Linked DNA regions of Homo sapiens: region 1 is linked to region 2. A link is a contact called in ENCODE Hi-C data. All regions are on one chromosome and are shown on one strand. Each heading gives the region's core, a stretch centred on a gene start or an enhancer-like site at or near the end of the contact. The rest is flanking DNA. Distances are from core to core; before and after follow the strand shown. Region 1 holds the start of FBXO40 (F-box protein 40). Region 2 holds the start of KPNA1 (karyopherin subunit alpha 1).

Region 1 (2,726 bases), core at 204-2,703, 920 kb after region 2:
CAAGCTTGTAACAATCTTTGGTTTTGGTGCATAAGCCTATATAAGTTTTTCAACTTGAGAAATATTTCACTTATATTTCATGGATGCATTTTGGACTCAAGAGAGCTGGGGAGAAGAGGGCCACACTTAGAGAATATTGTTGGCGAAAAAAAGGTGTTAAACTCTGCGGAGTTTGAATAGTATATACAGAAAATACAGTTGTGCTTATTAACCAGTAGTATGACACAGCAGACGAAATTTTAAGCTACATGAGAATGACTTGCAAGCAAACATAGCAAATGTTGACTGGAGAAAAGATCACAGCATTTAGACTTTAGAAAACAGAAATTCTGATCAGGCACAGCGGCTCATGCTTGTATTCTCAGCACTTTGGGAGGCCGAAGCGGGTGGATCACTTGAGGCCAGGAGTTCAAGACCAGCCTGGCCAACATGGTGAAACCCCATCTCTACTAAAAATACAAAAATTAGCCAGGCGTGGTGGCACAGGCCTGTAGTCCCAGCTACTCAGGAGGCTGAAGCAGGAGGCTCTCTTGAACCTAGAAGGTGGAGGTTGCAGTGAGCTGAGACTGCACCACTGCACTCCAGCCTGGGCAACAGAGTGAGACTCTGTCTCAAAAAAATAATAACAATGAATTAAATAAATAAATAAATAATAGAAATTCTGGGCCAGGCACAGTGGCTCAGACCTGTAATCCCAGCGCTTTTGGAGGCTGAGGTGGGCGGATCATTTGAGGCCAGGAGTTCAAGACCAGCCTAGCCATCAAGGTGAAACTCTGTCTCTACTAAAAAAATACAAAAATTGGCCGGATGTGGTGGCATGTGCCTGTAGTCTCAGCTACTCGGAAGGCTGAGGCAGGAGAATCACTAGAACCTGGGAGGTAGGGGCTGCAGTGAGCCAAGATGGTGCCACTGCACTCCAGCCTGGGTGACAGAGCAAGACTGTCTCAAAAAAGAAAGAAAAGGGAATAGAAATCCTGGATTCTAGGCCTTCCACTTGTTTCCTCACCACCTCCTCCACTTCCCCAGATCCCCCCACCCATCACCATGTTGTAACTTTACAGATATCATAACTACTCTTGTTGATTATAGAAGAAAGAACCTAAGCTGTCAGAAAGCAAGTACTCTACCTGCTCTTGAAATGGAAACAGAAATTTACACACGGCTGGATCTCATTCTCAGTGCCAGCCTTTCCCCCACATCTTTACATAACTAATTTGCTTAACAATCCTCTTCCACAGGACACAAAAGTGATATGCGGCTCAGCTTCATCTGCATATTCACCACTGAATGTCCTCGTCATGGTGCACCTGCTCCTGTTTGAATACTTACCTTAATGGAACAGGCTGAGTCAGCATCTGCTTGCACCTGAACCCTTGATTGCAAGTAAGCGGATTGCCGGGAGGTGGCTGGGTTGCATCAGCTGCAGTAGAGGACAGCGTTCTGTTGGGAAGGCAGGGAAAGGAGAGAAAACTTCAACAGAAATAGTCCAAGTGTTGCGAAGTTAAAAATAAAACGATATCACAAGGGGCAATGTGACCAGGCTCAGCTTACGACTTTTTCCTTCCCCTGTATTTATCAACACTCAGTCTCTACTGGAGTGGCATTTAGCAGGGGAAACTGAATGGGAAGTGAAGTTTTATATCAATAGGTTTTCTTTCCCTTGAGGAAGGAGGAAAATCCTTTTAAGAAGGATCATTTTCAAGGCCAGAACAGCCTCTCAGATTCCTGCATGTGCAGTCGGCAGGCCCAGCTGTGCTGAAGGAGGCTGGCACAGCCTTCAGGACTGGCTGCTGCTCTAATTATAACCATGCTCCTCACCTAAACCCATCACTGGCTGAAGCAGCAACTTGTGCAAATGACATGGTGTCCTGCTTCAGTTTCTCCTATCTCTTGTCGTGACAAGTAAGTGTCTGTCCTCCCCTGGTCCTTTCATCTTTCCTGGAAAAGGGAGAGTTTGTAATTCAGATACCAGGTGTAGAGTAAATCCAGTGTGAGAGAATTAGAGGTTGTAGGAGGCTTTAGCTGTCATTTAGTCCAGCTCCCTCTTTTTACAGATGAGGAGACAGAGATTCAGAAAAGGGAAATTGCTCATCCAAGGTCACACATCTCGTTAGTGGAAGAGCCAGAGGAAAGCCCCAGAGAGCTTGTTTAACTCTCAGTCTAGCGTTCTTTATCTTATCATCTTCAGATAAACTCATTCAGGATCTTGTGAGTGAAAAAAATATAGAATCCCGGCTTTGGTGTTTTCTTTTTCTTTTTTTTTTTTTTGAGACAGAGTCTCGCTCTGTTGCCCAGGATAGAGTGCAGTGGCGTGATCTCGGCTCACTGCAACCTCCACCTCCTGGCTTCAAGTGATTCTCCTGCCTCAGCCTCCTGAGTATCTGGGATTACAGGCACGTACCACCATACCTGGCTAATTTTTGTATTTTTAGCAGAGACGGGGTTTCACCATGTTTGTCACGCTGGTCTCGAAATCCTGACCTCATGATCCTCCCACCTCAGCCTCCCAAAGTGCTGGGATTAGGTATGTGATTTTGACAAATTTACTTAACCATTTTCTATTTCAGTTTTCCCCATTGTGAAATGGCGATGATACTTGGTGCGACCACAGGTAACTGTGTCAGTACACATAAGGCACATGAATGATATGTACCACATGCCAAGTGCTCCACAATGCCAGCTGTTATTTGAATGTATTTGAATGTATTTTGACTAACAGCAGATGT
Region 2 (2,700 bases), core at 22-2,521:
ATTGGAATAAGGTGATCTGTCTTCAGTCTAGCTGTGGTCAGGCAAACTTGCCCTTAAGTCTCTCCTGTTGAACACACCTTCCCTTTCCCCAGCCCCCTTGCTCAAACTCAACTCTGATCTTAGTAAACACAACATCAGCGGGAGAATGCTGATGCAGCAGAGAGAAGTCCAGGACAAATGAACATTGCATAACCTAGGATTCAGGTAGAGTGGTCCTCTCTCCTCTCCTCTTCCCTGGGACATTTATAAATGTATTAATCTACCTCATCTCTTTCACCTTGCTTCTTGGCATGTGTTTTAAATCTGTCTACTATTCCGTGATCCCTGCTAGGCTGGCTTCAGTTTTTCTTCTTTTGAAGCCACTACTCCATTTGCTCCCCCAAAGAATTCCATGAAATTTAACATTAGCAATCATTTGCTCCAAGTTTTCGTTTGAGAGCAGTTGAGAGTAAAACGAGTATGTGTTTCATGTAGTTTCATTATTATTATTATTATTATTGTTATTATTATTTTTGAGGCAGGGTCTCACTCCGGTTGCCCAGGCTGGAGTGTAGTGGCGCGATCTCGGCTCACTGCAGTCTCACCGTCAACCCCGGGCTCAGGTGATTCTCCCACCTCAGCCTCCCGAGTAGCTGGGACTTCAGGCGCCCGTCACCACCCCCTGCTAATTTTTGTGTTTTTAGTAGAGACGGGGTTTCGCCATGTTGCCCAGGCTAGTCTCAAAACTCCTAGCCTCAAGTGATCCACCCACCTCGGCCTCCCAAGGTGCTGGGATTACAGGTGTGAGCCACCGCGCCCGGCCCTTAATTATTTTTGATACTACGCATACGTTATCAAGCAAAGGGGATGGGAGATAACTAAAAAAGGAATGTCCAGAAGCTTCCTGCATTCATGCTGCATGTGAGCCCTTTAGACACGAGGCGCTGACCTACTAATTTTGTAATACTCCCTCAGCCTTCAATCATTCCATCATTCATTCCATCAACGCGTATTAGGTACTTAGAAGCTATACAGAGGTGAGCATCGATCCGCCCTGGAAGAGCTTAGCAAAGACAGGTTTGTACATATAACTTTCTCCAACCTTTGCCATGGTCTGCAAACCTCCTTCTTAGCGAGACCCCCTCCCCGACCCCCGACTCTTCACAGGCTGGGCGCTAACCATTAGGAATGTCCGGCGAGAGAGCGTTACAAGACTACGTCTCCCGGCAGCCTCTGCGACAAGCGCCGGAGGGGCGCGCGTAGGCGCTCGGGCCGGCCCCCGCACGCAGGCGCACTGCGAACGCCGGCTGAGCTGAGTCTCGCTGCTCGGTGCGAGGCGGCGGAGAGCGAGGCCTGGTGAGCACCGCCGAGGCGCGGGCCAGCTCTTCGAGGTTGTGCGCGGGAGTGGCACGGCGGGCGGGCGAGCGAGGGGCTAACTTCAGCGGTGGCACCGGGATCGGTTGCCTTGAGCCTGGTGAGTGCTGGGGCCTTGCGGCCCCGGCCCCTCCCCCTCCCGCCGGCAGATCCGGGCAGTCCCGGAGGGACTCAGGAGAGGCCCTGGGGCGAGGGCGGGTGCCGGCAGGGCCTAGAGCCGGGGTTCCTGGGCCGGACGCTCGCGCCGCGTCCGTGCGTCACGGGCCCGGCTGTCCTAACGGCCACAAGGCCGGCGGAGGAGAGGGTGGGGGTGGGGAGCCCTGGTGTGATCGCCATCGGGAACGCCGGTCGAGGCTAGGCGGGGCGGGGCGGCGTGGCGCGGCGGCGGGGCTGTAAGCGGCGCCGGGGACTGCGGGGCGCCGAGGCAGCGGGCGGAGAGGAGGCGAGCGCGGAGCCTGCGCCGCGGCCGGGCGGCGGGCGGGAGGCGGGGGTGGGCCGCGCAGAGCGCTGTGACAGAGGCAGGAAGGAGCAGGGGTGGCGTGTAAAAATTCTAACCCTGGCAAAAAGGGACCGTCTTGGGAATTCACAAGTTACAGACCGGGTCGGAGCCGGCGGCCCGGAGGGAGGTGGGGGAAGCGGGGGGTGGAGACGGCCGGCTGCAGTTTACCGATGTCATAACAACATGGGCCTGGAGCGGCTGATCGGGGGTGTGGTAATTATAGCAATGACAGAACTTGGTCTGCACGCCGCGTGTGCGATGCGAGGGAAGCAGCGAGGTATCGGATTAAGCTCAAAACGGGAGGAGGAAACAAGGATGACTGGAGTCAAGGAAGTCGTCATGAAGTAATGTTTTAGGATTGGGTCGTGTTCCACTTTTAAATGAAAGCGTTCAAAATATTTGATTTTTAAGGTTTCAACTCAGAACAAACGATTGCCGAGTTTTTGTTTGTATTTTAAAGAGATGGGGTCTCGCTATATTGCCCAGGCTGTACTCCAACTCCTGAGCTCAAACTGTCCTCTTGCCTCAGCTTCCCAAGTAGCTGGGACTAGTCTTGGGCAACCACACCCAGCTCTGCAGAGTATTTTTTTTTCTGAAACGTACTGTCAAGTAATATTAACTTGAATTTCACCCTTTTTTCTTAAATAAACGGTTGCTTAAAAATCTCTATTAGTAGATGAAGTGATTTCCCCCCTCCTGTTTTGTTTTTTTTTTTCTTAAGAGATGGAGTCTTGCTTTGTTTCCCGGGCTGATCTGGAACTCCTGGCCTCAAGGCATCCTCCCTACTAGCTGGAACTACAGGCGGATGCCACCAGCAAGGCTCATTCTCGACATTGTTTTTGTCTTAA

The links. Hi-C counts contacts between places; a loop is a spot of excess contacts on that map. Pooled maps may share reads with other maps.
Region 1: a loop to region 2 is called in a pooled map of gastrocnemius medialis, with 2.3 times the contacts of the local background. The contact joins the promoter of FBXO40 here to the promoter of KPNA1 in region 2. A Hi-C loop is called at or near these places in 2 of 50 pooled maps.

The regions. Positions count from the first base shown.
Region 1 is chr3:121,592,106-121,594,831 of GRCh38, reverse strand. It overlaps FBXO40 (F-box protein 40), which reads right to left and starts at 1,453. Exons shown (of 4, transcript NM_016298.4): 1 at 1,330-1,453. RefSeq lists enhancers at 781-1,432, 1,433-2,083, 897-2,096 and a silencer at 1,216-1,510.
Region 2 is chr3:122,513,510-122,516,209 of GRCh38, reverse strand. KPNA1 (karyopherin subunit alpha 1) reads left to right here and starts at 1,271. Exons shown (of 14, transcript NM_002264.4): 1 at 1,271-1,453. It overlaps LOC107984000 (a long non-coding RNA gene), which reads right to left and starts at 1,181. Exons shown (of 2, transcript XR_924403.3): 1 at 1,082-1,181. RefSeq lists a silencer at 1,304-1,993.